2 separate regions of the Homo sapiens genome follow, and region 1 is linked to region 2. Evidence: chromatin loops called from intact Hi-C (ENCODE). Cell type or tissue: heart right ventricle. All regions are shown on one strand.

Region 1 (8,000 bases), 87 kb after region 2:
ACTGCCCATTAAATGTTTCAAAATTCTATCATAGTTCTGCCAACCAAGTATCACAACATGAAATTTAGAGAGGCAATACTTTAGCGATCAATGCCATTTTTGTCCTCTACTATTTGCTACCACCTGTCACATATGCAGTCAAAGATGCTACTAATGATAATTCATCCAACCAGTTTCTTTTTTTTAACTGTGAGGCGTTTTCTCACCCTCATTCAATCCAAACTTTTCATGGAAATTCCTAGGGCAACCAATGTGAATTATATATGATTTGATATGGCTGTCCTAATTTAACATCATATTACACCAGGTATCATCCAAAACTTACAAGTGACATATATATGTTGTAAAGGTATTTGTAGGCCAGGCATGGTGGCTCACACTTGTAATCCAAGCATTTTGGGAGGCTAAGGCAGGTGGATCATTTGAGGTCAGGAGTTTGAGACTAGCCTGGCTAAGAAGGTGAAACCCCATTTCTATTAAAAATACAAAAATTAGCTGGGTGTGATGGTGCACACCTGTAATCCCAGCTACTCAGGAGGCTGAGGCACGAGAATCGCTTAAACTCGGGAGGTGGAGGTTGCAGTGAGCTGAGACTGTGCCACTGCACTCCAGCCTGGGCAACAGAGCAACACTCTGCCTCAAAAAAAAGAGAAGTATGTGTAGAGACTACCAAAGAAGTTTTGATGTAGAGGATACTTAGGAGAGCTATGTATCCTATTTAACCAGAAGCAGATCTTTGTTTTGTGGGCCCCTAAAACACATAATTTGGAGTGGTCTGTCTTTCCAAAAAAGAATACAAAATTACGAATACAAAATGAGGTTCAGGGCCTTTGGAAGAGGTCTGTGAAAATAAAGGGCTCTAAAGTTTAAGTTTCATTAGCCTCATATAAATCACCCTTTCTGTATCTGACCACTTAACTGAGGCATTAAGCAATCCTAAAACCCAAACCAAATAAACACAAACTCACTAAAATGGGAACATCTAACATGAACCAAGCTCTGTACATAATACATTTCATACTCACAACGAACCTATCAGGTCGATATTACCTTTCTCACTTTTACAAAAGCAGAAACTGAGACTCAGAAAATTTAGTAACTTGCTCACAAGCAGCTCACTATGCACAGTGAAGCTGAGATCCAAACCAAAGTCTGACAAACTAAATCTTGTGTTATTTCCATTATAATACTCTCCCTTTAATGTTTCCCACAACATAAAGGGGTTAAGTTACTTTGGAGAACACCCCTAGAAAATGGCTGGAAGTGTTCAGTTAGTACTTGACATTGACATGACTTAACTCACTTTGAGACCTTCACTAAAAATACTTCTCTAAAACTGTGTTTAAAAGGCATGAAAAAAAAACAAATGTATAACTGGGTTACCTTCCAATAAGTGACATAGATGAAGACAAGAGATCTTAAGGTCCAAAAGAAATGTAGTAAAAGAAATGTAATAAAAAAGAAAATAGAAGCAGAACCAGAAAATCCTGAAGGGAGGCTAGAATTATTACACAATCTTTCAGGGAAGAGTGTGGTTATGGAAGGACATACTGACGATATGGATCTTTCACAAATTAAATCCTCTTCCTACATGTCCAATATTCTTTTACCTGCCATTATGATAATATCAAATTTTAAAGATTGAAAAATAATGACAGTGGCTTATATATTATATTATTCTATTATATCCATACCCTGTATTTGCCAGTTTGATCTCTTTTAAAAAAAAGTCTCTTAGAAGTATTCCTTCTTCCTCTTGAGGCCCCCAAAAGGTATATGCTGTGTCTTTATCTTTTCTTCATTTGCAGACTCTGTCACTGTGCTCTACAGATAGTGGCATTTCACAGAGGTTTGTTGCCATGAAAGAAGGTGTTGATGAGTCGTTTTTGACAGTCCAACATTTTCTAACACAAAAGTAGATATGATGTGATTCCATCCTATTCATTCAAAGACTTCAGAATAAAACTTTGTCATTTGGCTAGATCTAAGGCAAGAACTGATCAGATGTAGTTAGTATTTCCAGTCAACAAACTGCCATTGATGTTGAAATTACTTTAAAGACCTGTTGATTATGTGGTATTAGGGCCATTGTGACCTCGCTGTAGCTAAGATCAGTCCACTGCAGCAGGAGTTTCAAGAACAGCAGCACAAAAATAATGACTTAACTGGATAGAAAAAAAGGCACATATTTTCAGGAAGGCCTCTTTATTCTTAGAAGTTACCCTTCAAGATGACAAGTGGTGCAAACTCTTCAGGATCTTACCTGCCCTCAGAAATAAGGTGAGTCTTTGATGGAAAATGCTGAATAGAAAAGAGGGTCTCTCTCTCTCTCTCTCTCTCTCAACCCAGGCTAAAGGCAGATATTATTGTGCCTCTTCCCACAGAAGTTCTAAAATAGATGACAACTACTTGAAGGAATTGAATGAGGACTTAAAGCTAAGGAAGCAGGAACTGCTAGAGATGCTCAAACCTCTAGAAGATAAAAACAACCTCTTATTTCAAAAGTTAATGTCTAACTTGGAGGAAAAACAAAGGAGGTACGGGCTCTTACTCTGGATTCCTAGAGGTAAAAAGGCTGGAGAACTTGATCTCCAAAGGACTGGCAATAATTACTTACAATTTTTTTTTTTGTTAATTACTAAAGGTTTGGACATTCAGCTGTAGCAGGCAAACAATTTGTAACTACCAAGTCAGGGTGACAACAAATCCTTTATTTTCTTTTAGTAAATTAAATATGACTCAGCCCTCATTTCGTGGGGCTAGTTATAACTCTTCCTCCCCAGGCTGCCCACCCAAGAAATAGTGAAACGCTTTTAATAGCATTAGTTTACCACGGTCACACAGATGCTTTCTTATGCATGATCACTTTAGAATAAATAACTCTGCTCTTTCTATGCCAAGCAGTGGAATGGCAGTATTTTCTAAGCCTAGGAGCCCTCTGAATTAGGGCACAGCCTCTCTAAATATACTAGGCAGCTGAAGTCTTAACTCTTTACCAGAGCACTCACTGTACTTGGGACCCACAAACTCTGTTTCCTTTCTAGTCTCAGAACCTCTCTCCTCAGTGAGTCTATCTTTATTCTATACCCTTATCATAAGCATCTCAAAGGACTCATATTTTTGGAGAACAAAACGCAGGCAGAAAGTTGTGGTCAAGCACCAGCTGCTTACAACTCAGCAACAAGCACCAGCTGCTTACAACTCAGCAAAATAGACTTCTCTCAGAGCAAGAAAACACAAAGTCTTAGAATTGTGTTCTTCGCTTAGAACTGGGGAGAAAAAAGTACAAGAACACAAATATAAAATAATTTATGCCTTTAAGGAATATCCTCTCTCACAAGGACTTGATTTTGATTTAGATTTTGTTAGAACTTCTTAATGGCTTGCATTCTCTGGGGCTATGAAAGGATATCAGTGACTTCCCCAATAGACTCAAATGTCCTCATAGGAAGAAGCAAGGAAGTGGGAGAAAGTGGACAGAGGACAGAGATGGGTTAGGAAATAACTCTGGGATTTATCCTAGAAGATAGCAGGTTCTTCAACCTCTTCTTATAAAGGGGGCAGAATTACCCCTTCTTCTCCCAAAAGTCACACACTGCAACATTCTTCTGAGGGGGTGGAAAGGACTCTCCCTGGCTGTTGGAGACCTAAGTTTTAAGCATTAAAGAGCACAGAATTCATTCTAGAGCACATAGATAGGCAAATGTCAATTAGAAATGGAAACATCTTAGTTACAGAGATCTTCTATGACCAGAAGGGCTTCCATAACTCCTGATATTTCAGTCGCCATCTAACTTTCATGGTAGAGTACTTTCTGACTAGTTGCAGAACATCAGTATTACCCTTAAGGAGGTATGTATGTTTTATGATGCCTCTCTTTCTTCTAGTCTTCAGATCATGAGACAGATCATGGCAGGGAAGGGGTGTGAGGAATCCTCGGTCATGGAGCTCCTTAAGGAAGCAGAGGAGATGAAACAGAACTTGGTAAGAAGTAGGAGGGACTCCAGGAACAGCCTCCTGAATAGGGCTCAATTCCATTGCAGTGTCAGATGTGGAGAGAAAGACAGAGTACTCATCTCTAGCATCTGATGCTCCAACACTCATATCTCCTTGATCTAGAAAGTCCAGGGTGACCCAAAAGGAGTCAGATGGAATGTTGGGAAGAACACGACTAGCAAGCAAAAATTCTATTCTTTGACTTTTAAAAACTTTTTATCTAGGGAATTAATGAATATAACCATATTAACTCTTCACATTTCAGAAAGAATAGTAAAATATTTGCTATAAAGAATAGAAAATACCTATCAAAGTAAAAGAAAAGAAATAGTTTGCTCTGCAGGATTCTTACAAGATTTTCTTTCAATCAGCAATGTAAAGGATCTTAAAAATTAAAAATTAGTGGTCTAAGCCCCCAAGAAATGGCCACATAAGAGCATCTTAAGTGTTAGGAACTCATTTCTATAGATACTGTCTCACAATTATTATAATTAAAGTTATTACTTAAAACAATAACTTGGTTTTTTTTTTACCATCATCATCATCAAACATCTCTTATGCTCCTGGATTTGGGATTAGACCCATTCATTGCCTTCCTCTGTGGTTTACTATGTCCCTGGACCCTTTTTCCACTATTACTTAGTAACTTCTTCCAAACCCACTTCAATGGCTGGACAAATACATGCTTCTGTTTGTTTGGTTCTTCCCCCTCCAACAGGAAAGGAAAAACAAGATGCTTCGGAAGGAAATGGAGATGCTATGGAACAAGGTGTGCCTCTAAGGATCTATTGAAAGTATTGTCCTACAGATCACAACGCAAAGAACCTCCCTTTCCTCTGGCCCCCATCCTCATTGTTTCATGTCCTTGCTTCCACCCATGCCTCATTCCAATCCATTCTCTACACAGCAGCCAAGGTGATCTTTTTAAAACAATCAAAGCATGTTACTCTTCTTATGAAAAACCTTTACAGCCACTAATTGTGGCATAATCTGGCTCTTGCCTATTCTCCAGTTTCCTCTCATAGATGTCCTTCCCTTGCTTTCTATGCAACCATGCCACTGGCTTCTTGTGGTTTCTCAAACATGCCAAGCTTTTTCCTATCTCAAGGACTTTGCTCTTGCCTTCTCCACTGCCTGTAATGCTATTTTCTCATGGTTGGCTCATTCTCATCCTTCAGGTCTCAGCTTAAATGTCATCTCCTTAGAGAAGCCATCCTTGTTTGCTCCATCTAAAGTAGGGCATCCTCCTCCCCTTTTCTATTATATAACTCTGCTTATGTGCTCAATAGCACTGTTTATAATATAAAATTATTATTATTGTATTATTATTACTTTTTAAATTGTTTCTTGTTTCCCTGCCTCCTCCTGTATCTTCTCAAGCTCCTTCAATATCTTGATTGCTTTGTCCAAATCTATAGCTCCTAGCACAATGCTTGGAACATAGTAGAGAATCAATACATGTAAGTTGGATGAATAAACAAATGAATACCTAATTCCAATACCCTTATAATTTTACAGCAATCACCACATTGTTTAAGATAACAATATTAGGGCCTTTTGCTGGGAAACCAGAGCCAGGGAGTAGGGGGAAGGGGACAGGGAATTCCTTTGTCCCTTGTCCGAGACTTTGTCCAAGACTAATCCCTTGGGACCCAAGTGCTTCTTTACAGACTATGCAACTAGAAGAGTAGACTGTGTCTTGTGATATAAACAGATATATAGTGTGATCTCTGTCTTTTTTTTTCATCTGACTTTTCCACAAATAATCAGAATACCTTCAAGCCCTGCATCTTGTATTGAGATCTGCTCCAGGTTCTCGTGGGCAGTTACAAATTAGTTCTATGAATTTCCAGAAGTTTTAGTTCCTGGGTTCTTGAGTCCTCGTAATAGGAAATGTGCCAGCACAATTCCTCTATCTAAATCCAGCTTCTACAGAGCTCTCAAAAGGGACATCTATACACTTAACCTGTGATCAACTTTCCCTACTCATATTTTAGAAGAACAGCATGCCTAGTGGTCAAGAACACAGGCTTCAGAATCAGAAAGATCTGGTTCAAATTCCAACTCTGTACTTTCCTAGTTGTGTAACCCTAAACAAATAACCTCTCCAAGTCTCAGGTTTCTCATCTATAATATGGAAATAAAAATGGTCCTCAAAGAATTGTGAGGATTAAATGAGAATGTCTGCAATACAGTACAGTAAGGAAAATAAGCAGAGTAATGCAGTAAGTAGCTTAGAGTAGTGACTGGCTAAGGGTCCAGCTAATAGTTTTCATTCCTATAAGGTACACTCAAGGGACTGAATGAAAGGAAGGGCTCATTACATTCTCAACTCCCTTTGGTAGTACACTTTTCATGCCAGGCCCTGAGAAGCTGCTGACTGGCAGGAACCAAAACCTTGACCCATATTGGTTTTCCACTTCCCTCTTTAATTTCCACTACTTTAAAGCTTTGCCAAAATGTCTTTCCACAGACATTCGAGGCAGAAGAACTTAGTGATCAACAAAAAGCACCACAGACAAAAAACAAGGCAGACTTGCAGGATGGAAAGGCAAGTGGACTGCATGTACTTAAAATTTCAAGATTGTCGATGTCACACAGCTGGAAACAGCCTGCTGACAATCAGGGCTAATTTGGGTAGGCAGATAGGTAGGATCTGGGTTTTTAGGGTTTATTAGATTTATGGCCTGCTGAGACATTGCACTTCTTTCCTAGGACCTCTTATTCCTTTAGCTCTCTTCTTTCATCCCAGGCTCCCAAATCCCCCTCATCACCTAGGAAGACTGAGAGTGAACTGGAGAAATCATTTGCAGAGAAAGTGAAGGAGATAAGGAAGGTAGTACAGCCATTCTGAATGGCAGTGGCTTTTAGAGCTAGTAAACTAGAAATCTTTAATGTTGTAGTAATTTGCCTAAGGTATGGTGTGCTCTTGGACCAATGCCAATTTTTATAGATTTGGTTCCCTTGTGTTACTATATTTGAGTTAGAGTGATATCACAAGTTTCTGGGAAATCATATTACGAAAAAGTGAGAGAAGCTATACCAACAATGATAACTCTGCAACAGCTAAATGATGTCAGAACTTCCGTTCATTTGTCTTTGAAAATGTATTCAGTGGTAGTATGCTGGTATCTCATCTTCCCATAACCAACTCACCAACATAAAATAACCCTATTCATTAGCTTTTAGAGGATGGCTTGTACAGTTGAGGCCAATTAAGAGAATTGTGCAGTTAAAGTCAATTTAATAGTAAATCTGCGACACTATAATTTTGCTATAAGGCTTTTGCAGCATATTGAGAAAACTGATTGCTGATCTCAATTTACTTTGTCACCCAGAGGCTCTTTCTTCCACCAGGAAAAGCAACAGAGGAAAATGGAATGGGTCAAGTATCAGGAACAAAATAACATCCTTCAGGTACTAAGATCTTCCAAGGCTGGATATAGGATGCAATTTCATTCATATAATACAAAGGCTTTTAGCTGCATATTGTGAAGCCCAGTCCCCACATCCTAGATTACCGATTGCCCTGCTAAAACAAATGTATCATAGAAAGATAGCTGAAGGGACCTATCTCTGAACTTGGAATAAATGGTATTTCTTCCTATATTCTTGATTTCGTTCTATTCTAAATGGGGAAAAATCACAAATACTTTCTACCCAACTTTTAAAGACTGAGCATGATGGAATTACTTTTTAACTTCTGGGTAAAGAGGATTCAGGTAACAATGGATTCAGAGAAGCCAATCCTATATGTGTAGTTTTGGAAAATATTCTCTTTCAGAATGATTTTCATGGCAAAGTGATTGAGCTGAGAATTGAAGCCTTGAAGAACTACCAGAAGGCCAATGACCTGAAATTATCACTGTATTTGCAGCAGAATTTTGAGCCAATGCAAGCATTTTTAAATCTTCCTGGGTCCCAAGGTAGGTAGAATATCCCAGGTACACAGTTTGAGGTTTTGTTTTGTTTATTTTATATTGGAGACCTTTACTTGTAAAGTG
Region 2 (8,000 bases):
ATGGAGAAAGCTGAAACTGGATCCCTTCCTTACACCTTATACAAAAATTAATTCAAGATGGATTAAAGACTTACATGTTAGACCTAAAACCATAAAACCCCTGGAAGAAAACCTAGGCAATACCATGCAGGACATAGGCATGGGCAAGGACTTCATGTCTAAAACACCAAAAGCAATGGCAACAAAAGCCAAAATTGACAAATGGGATCTAATTAAACTAAAGAGCTTCTGCACAGCAAAAGAAACTACCATCAGAGTGAACAGGCAACCTACAAAATGGGAGAAAATTTTTGCAACCTACTCATCTGACAAAGGGCTAATATCCAGAATCTACAATCAATTCAAACAAATTTACAAGAAAAAACAAACAACCCCATCAAAAAGTGGGTGAAGAATATGAACAGACACTTCTCAAAAGAAGACATTTATGCAGCCAAAAGACACATGAAAAAATGCTCATCATCACTGGCCATCAGAGAAATGCAAATCAAAACCACAATGAGATACCATCTCACACCAGTTAGAATGGCAATCATTAAAAAGTCAGGAAACAACAGGTGCTGGAGAGGATGTGGAGAAATAGGAACACTTTTACACTGTTGGTGGGACTGTAAACTAGTTCAACCATAGTGGAAGTCAGTGTGGCGATTCCTCAGGGATTTAGAACTAGAAATACCATGTGACCCAGCCATCCCATTACTGGGCATATACCCAAAGGACTATAAATCATGCTCCTATAAAGACACATGCACACGTATGTTTATTGTGGCACTATTCACAATAGCAAAGACTTGGAACCAACCCAAATGTCCAACAACGATAGACTGGATTAAGAAAATGTGGCACATATACACCATGGAATACCACGCAGCCATAAAAAACGATGAGTTCATGTCCTTTGTAGGGATGTGGATGAAGCTGGAAATCATCATTCTCAGCAAACTATCGCAAGGACAAAAAACCAAACACCGCATGTTCTCACTCATAGGTGGGAATTGAACAACGAGAACACATGGACACAGGAAGGGGAACATCACACTCCGGGGACTGTTGTGGGGTGGGGGGAGAGGGGAGGGATAGCATTAGGAGATATACCTAATGCTAAATGATGAGTTAATGGGTGCAGTACACCAACAAGGCACGTGTATACATATGTAACAAACCTGCACATTGTGCACTTGTACCCTAAAACTTAAAGTATAATAATAATAAAATAAAATAAATACATAAAATAAATAAAAAGAAAAAAAACAAAATGAAGTGTCAGGAAAAATTTAAAAAAAAGTGGATATGGAATGAGATGATTATAATATGTATCTAGCACCATGATAGATATATCATCAGCATGGCACTTCAGAAACTTTGCTGTATATAGCAGATTGTTTGTGTCTTCTGAAATTTTCCCTTGGAGTTATTCATTTCTTCAACAAAGACTCTCTAAGGGCCTTTTTAATATACTAGGTATTCTGCTAGGCACTTCTTATATGTTATGTCTGCATTCTTTATGATGATTCTATAAAGATCATGCTCTCCCGTCTAGAAGATAAGGAAACTGAGATACAGCTAGTGTAAGTGATAGGCACATGTCACATAGAATTGGAACACAAATGTGCCTTGCTCTTGTGACTATACTGTTTGCACAATAGCATCACCAAAGACAATAAAGAGTTTTCTTCCTGAGCTCTCTCCTGTCTCCTATGATTATGAAACAGTCATTCAATGAATATTTGACTCTTTGCTACAGTCAAGGCATTGTGAATTTTATTAATATAACACTTAGAGAGGAAAAAATAAGTCAAGCCTAAAATTAGACTCTAAAACAAGCAGTAGTTATAAAAATGGAAAGTATGACTCAAAGCATATTGAGCTATTTGTGCTCACTGCCACGGGGGGCATTGCTGACTTATAAGTGGAAGAACAGGTGAATAGATTGCACACTGGAGAAATTCCATAAGGTGAATATAATTTTAAACTCATCCACAACACCACATAGGAAAAAAATATTAGGTAAAAACCTAAGACATACAGAAATGCATTTAGCTGCAATATGGCAGGGGGCAAGCTATAGATTAGGATTTTTATTTCTATATTCCTTTGTAACCCTATTACATCTGACCACTCAAACCTTGAAATGGGTAAACAAATGAGCCCTTGCAAAATTTACCCCTTCTTGTTTTATATGTAAGGTTATTGCTATTTCTGGATTTCAGTGTCTATAGCCTTAATTCAATGTTAGGGTAAATCTGGCCATGTTCAATTTCATTGCACTTGCTACTCTGTCTGTTCTTCCTACTGAGTTCTAAATGGCCCCAGACTCAGAAGTTAAACAGTGAAGCCACCATCTCAGCCCAATGCCTGCAGAAGTCTCTGGTGCCACTACACAGCTGCTTACGGCTTAATGAACCACTTTTGAGTGTGCTGCTAAATGAGGTTGCAAAGAGCGAACCATTTCTAACGGCATCAACCTTTCACTTGAGGAAAGGGGTGCTTCTCATCATTTACCAGACTTTACCTGAAGGATAAAAACACACCAAGACTTTCACTTTTGGGTAAACCAGCAACTCTTCAGGGAACAGATCTATGTCTTTGCATGCTGATCTGATTTTCTGCTTTAGCGGTCATCATTAACATTAATGCGAAATTGGAAGGTGAGACATTGGGGTCCTCAGGCAGAAAGTCAGCACAAAAGACTGAATGTGAATAAGCCAGGATGGATGGGCCAGACTTAGTACTATTGATGATAAAAACTGTACATTGCTCAGGTGCTTTTTGAGGAGCTCAAACACGACCCAGACTCAGACTAACAGCAGTGAAATCAGCAGTCCTATAATAACATTACATATACAAAAATGAAAAGTTGGGGAAATTATTTGGATTTTTGCCAAGGGATGGACTCCATACTCAAGGGGCCCCTCCACCCTAGAACTGCTAAGGACATTTGTCTGAGACTCTTGCTAGAAACTGCCCCAGACATTATAAATGTTCATTTTTTTCTATTATCTCAATATTCTATCAACATGTATAGAACAAAACATCATCTGTGGCATCCCCAGCCACATGCTCCTTAGCTCACTTGATTATATCTCAATTATTCCAATGTCTCCAGCTTCAAACAGTAGGATCTTCCTACCCTTTCCCTTGGCCTCTACATTCAGGGTCATCAGGTCTTCCTCAGTAAGGTCCATCTCATCATCTTTCCACCTGCCTTTCCCCTTGTCCGGACTCTCACAGTTGCACTTCTGGTCCTATACTTACTTGACCCTTAACCAGTCTCCTGGCATACTTCACCTGTATAGCACAAATTAACTTTCCTAATGTGCCACACTATCCCATTCAAACCTTATCTGTGGTTCCCATGTCTTCAGAGTAAAGTTTTGACTTACCCTGATATTTAAAGGCTTCCAGGATCATCCTAGTAAAGGGCCTCAACTATAATACTTCCCCCTATACTGACACTGCTTGAAGCAGACCAGCCTCTCCTCCTGTCCCTAGAACAGGCTACATGCACTTCTGTCTCTGCACTATGATTCAGGCCATTCTCCCTGTCTCTTCTCTTATGTAAATCCTTCTTCTTTTCAAAAATTCAGCTTACACGAATGACCACCACCCTCCCAGTAAACCTCCCAAGTTCATCTTCTCTGTTCTTTTCTTCTAAACACTATTGCTTTATTTATCTTAGTATTTCCCAAAAGAATTTACAGCTGACTCCTGCAGAAATTGCTGAATGTGCCACTCATTTACCAGTTTTCATAATAATAGCAGCTAATATCTATAGTGCTTACTATACTCTATGCTCTGTATACTACTTTCATATATTAACCTATTTAAAACTCACAGCAACCCTGTGAGGCAGATACTATTATTATCCCCCTTTTACAAATAAGGATTGAAAGTTTATGTAACTTTCCCAAGGTTACCCAGCTGGAGAACTGCAAAGCCAGGATTTTGACCCAGTCACTCAGCTCCAGAAACTGTGTTCTTTATAGATAATCTTGTATTATTCATTAACTTTTTATATCTACTCCCGTCTTCCCAATCAGATTCTTTAAGGGTAGTTACTACATCTCCTGTCTCATTTTATCCCTTCCTGTAGCCACTATAAAGTTTTGCACATGGTTAGTTATTACCGTTTGCTGTCCATGTCTGCCTTAAAGTTGTCTTAAATTCTTTCTGGGGAAAAAGGTGAAATATAAATGATCAAGAAGCTATGGAGGTTTCTTGCACATCAGTCTCCCTGAAAATCTATGACCAGACCTTACAAAGACTTTTGTCATCTTCCTTGAACCAGATAGTCTGGAAAACCTAACTTTACAGAATGAATGAATTTTAGTAAGGGCTAAAAAGTGAATTCCATGCTCTCCTACCCTCTGCTTCACATACACCAAGTTTCAGCATATTAAAAATTATTTTCACAGGGAAAACAATTCTGAAGAAAATAATTCTCAAATGCATTAAATACAAAATTATTTTTGCAGAAGGTTTGGGGAGGGAAGTCAGACTTTTGAAATGCTGGTTTGTAATGTTATCCTAAAAGAACTTTTTGCAACATTTCAATTTGTAGAATGTATCATTCTAAACGTATGATTGCCTATGAGGTCAGGAACCTTGTCTGATAACACATTTATATTGTTCAGAGCACCTAGCATAGTGATAGGCACATATTAGTTTTTAAAAATTTCTCTGAATTGATTTTCCCAAATTATTTTGCCATCACTGCTTTTCCCAGAATATATTAATTTCTTCCAAGCCTATGGATTCCCCTCCTCAAGCCTTCCAGCTCCTGCCAGCTTTGTTCTCTTTGTTCATCTTCTTCTGGGCCATTGCACTGTCTACTTGAGTTAGCCTGTAATATCATATTTGCCAGCAGGTGCTGCCATTTGCCACAGGATTTGCCAATTTTCAAAATTCCCTAAATCTGAGACTCCAGATTGTGTAAAATAGTACAGTGCCTAATTTATCAACTTGGCAGGTTTGAAGTGCTATAAAATCAGTTACTTAAAATGAGTGATACTTGTGCTGCATAATTTTAATGAGCAGAGCTCCACTGCTCTATTAAGACAACAGGGGACCACATTGAGAAAACAAGCAGCAAGAATGTGAGGTTAAAAGAATAACAGGAAAACCCAGTGGGGACAACATGTTCAATAAACAACTGACTTTCTCATTGACTCATCTTAGTATCTTTCATATCTGTCCTTCATTTCCATTTCCACACGAAGTCAGCCCTTTATTACCTCATATGAAAATTAATCCAGTATCTGTAGGTCTTTTCTCCCTGTCCCCAGGCTCTTCCCACTCCTAGCCATCTTGTGTATTGCTGGAATAACCCTCCTAGCATCACACTAAAAACCTTTAATGATGTCCAAATGCCATCATCAAGGCAGTCCTCTGCAGTGTGGCACACCAGGCCCAATAATGCAGTCTCAAATTACCTGTCCAAGCTTACTTTCAATTGTTCCCAGATTCTCCACTTTGACAAGGCAGGGGTTTGTATTCTTCCCTGCAGATAAACTCATTTCCATCTTAGTACCTTTGTGTCTGCTAATCTACCACCTTCCTTCTCTTAATTCCTTAGTCACTGCTATTGCTATATTAATTTCCCAGGAGTAACTAAATGCATGGAATATTGCTGGTTCATATAAACCCTTCTCCCACTATCCCTGGGAACATCTGGAATACAGGACAAGTATTCTACAACAAGACAGTATTAATGAAATACAACACTCTATAACATTTATATAATGCATTAAATAAGTAGACAACATGCAGATAATTCCTGGGAGATGTCGGTCAGCACAAGCCCTTCTATGTACCCACAGTCATTTTTGCATTCCCAGCTGAAATGTGATTTTGAAGCAGTCTCATCTCAGGACTTGTCTTGACTGCACGAGTGGAATCTCAGAGGTAGCTGGCAAATCCTCTGCTCCATGTAAAGCACCATGTTTCTTCTCTGCAGCCCAACCTGCGGTTTCCTAATCTCCTGACTTCCTGAAAGTCACAGGCTATACTATGTTGTTGTCTGCCCCACTGCTCTGGACCTAAGGCACGGAAATCATAGCATCCACTGGTATCACCAGAGGGAAGGGTGCTCCCAGAATGTTCCCCTTTTCTATATTTTCATATGCTGACCAGACTCACTTTCCAATTCCAGGTAGTCCTCTAAGGGTTTTCCTGCCCTCTCAGTCAGCCAGCACCTCTCTGTCTCTTCTATGATACACCCCTGATTTCCCGTTTTGGGATGAAATATGGTCTATTTAGAATGAGAACCAAAAGGTTTAGATTCAAGTTCTAGTTCTGCTACTTCCTAGCTGATGTATTTGAACCTCTGTTTCCTCAGAGGTAAAATGGAAATGATAATTTCTACAAATCTGAGAAGTGAGCTCAAAAAGGAGTAATACATGTGAGGTACATTGAAAACTATAAAGTGCCATATGCAAGTAAGATGACACGTATTTCTGCACTCAGTAGCAGGCACAAACGTATAGTACACATCCTGAGGCGGAGATATTAGGAACAAAGCTAAAACCCTGGCAGGAAGGAAGTACTCCCTGGACGATTTTTTTTTAACCTCGGTAGGTTACAGAACCAAGACTTCATCCACCAGCTCTATCTGAATGCCATCTAGTGGACACAAAGTTTTTGTGAGAAGTACTGCAGACATAAGTGATGGTTCATAAGGCATTAGCCTCTGTTGGTATTGCTAATACACAAGGTAAGCTTTCACCTTAGCTGGACACCTATGAGGTTCAATATAAAGAATTCCAGGGAAGGTCCTGATTTGTGATTCTCACTCCAGCCCCCATGACACCCAAAATTTCATCATCAGAGCTTCATATTTTTCCCGAGCATCAGGGGATTTTAACTCTTCCAATGTCTTTTATCAAAATTGAAAGGCCCATGGGCGAACATGCCCTTAGATCTCTTTCATCTCATACCTCAGCAGATTTTAGCTGAAGGTAAATGAAAAAGATCTTACAGGAATAGAAATCAAGAAGGGCAGGGCAAAGTGGAGGACCTTGGAGAAATATGAGAGGGTCAAAGAGACCGGGGTAACCAAAAACAAACTCCATACTCTCCCTAGCTTTGCTTTCACCAGGTCTTGTTAATCAAATGTTGTTTGGCTAACTTTAATTCTTTTTGCATCCTGCAGCTTACAATTAGCCTTGATGGCTGATGAAGCCCATATTCAAGCAAAAGTAGAAAGAATGCATTTTTTTAAGTTTTAAATTTATCTCTGAAGCCATCTCAGCACATACAGGGGCTGCAGGCAGGGAGTAGTCAGTGGTGGCAGAGGAGACTGCTTTGTGGTTTGCATCCAAAGTCAATGGGGCTTCCCACTAGCAGCCCTAGCTTAGCAGCATGGCACTGGAGGCATGCCCCTTTGGAAATGTGTTGGAGCCCTGCTTAGCTGTGTCTGCTCCTCCTCAACGTGCTTCCTTTTCTATCTACAGTATTTAGAAAGATGAGAGACAACGCTGCGAAGAACACAAAGGCTTTTGCAAACTGTCTCTGGCTTCATATTCAAAGCTGTTGCTATCAGGGTTGGATTTAGCAACTTGGCATTCACTTGGTAGGACCACCCCTGTTGGCAGCCATCTGGTGTCTTTTGGAGAATTTTTAAAGAGCACAGCTTGAAGAGCATTTTGTAGTGGAGAAAGCTTTGGTGTTCAATTCAGGAAGCCTGGGTTTGAGCCCACCACCAGTAGCAAAAGTGATCTTGGTTGATCCACCACCTCCTCTTTGAACCTCTGGTTTGTTTTTAATCAGTTAAGCGATTTGTCAATTTCCTGCAAGATCCAATAGTCTAGGGCAGAGGTTCTCCAAGTGTGGTCACAGGACCAGCAGCATCAATATCACCTGGGAACTTAATTTGAAATGTACATTCTCAGTCCCCACTTTAGTCTCCTGAATCAGACTCTCTGGGGATAGGACCCAGCAGTCTGTGTGTAAAAAACTCTCCAGTAACTCATATACACAGTCACTTTTGAGAACCACTGCTG

What was found. Hi-C counts contacts between places; a loop is a spot of excess contacts. Peaks named below come from ENCODE experiments on the same cell type or tissue, not always from the same donor. Only the 100,000 strongest peaks of a DNase experiment are listed, where the experiment ranks them.
Region 1: it touches region 2 in a loop (2.6-fold over the local background); 9 of 110 quality-filtered maps call a loop at or near these places.

Annotation. Positions count from the first base shown.
Region 1 is chr14:66,484,273-66,492,272 of GRCh38, forward strand. CCDC196 (coiled-coil domain containing 196) reads left to right here and starts at 2,099. Exons shown (of 10, transcript NM_001351576.1): 1 at 2,099-2,280; 2 at 2,385-2,537; 3 at 3,888-3,984; 4 at 4,715-4,765; 5 at 6,470-6,547; 6 at 6,749-6,832; 7 at 7,354-7,413; 8 at 7,781-7,922. The coding sequence starts at 2,231. In heart right ventricle, no CTCF peak of the experiment used is centred here; no DNase peak of the experiment used is centred here; H3K27ac peaks cover 434 bases.
Region 2 is chr14:66,396,778-66,404,777 of GRCh38, forward strand. No RefSeq gene overlaps it. Among named protein-coding and RNA genes, the nearest start is that of CCDC196, 86 kb to the right of the region's middle. In heart right ventricle, CTCF peaks have their summits at 1,891, 4,871 (motif pointing right) and 6,614 (motif pointing left); no DNase peak of the experiment used is centred here.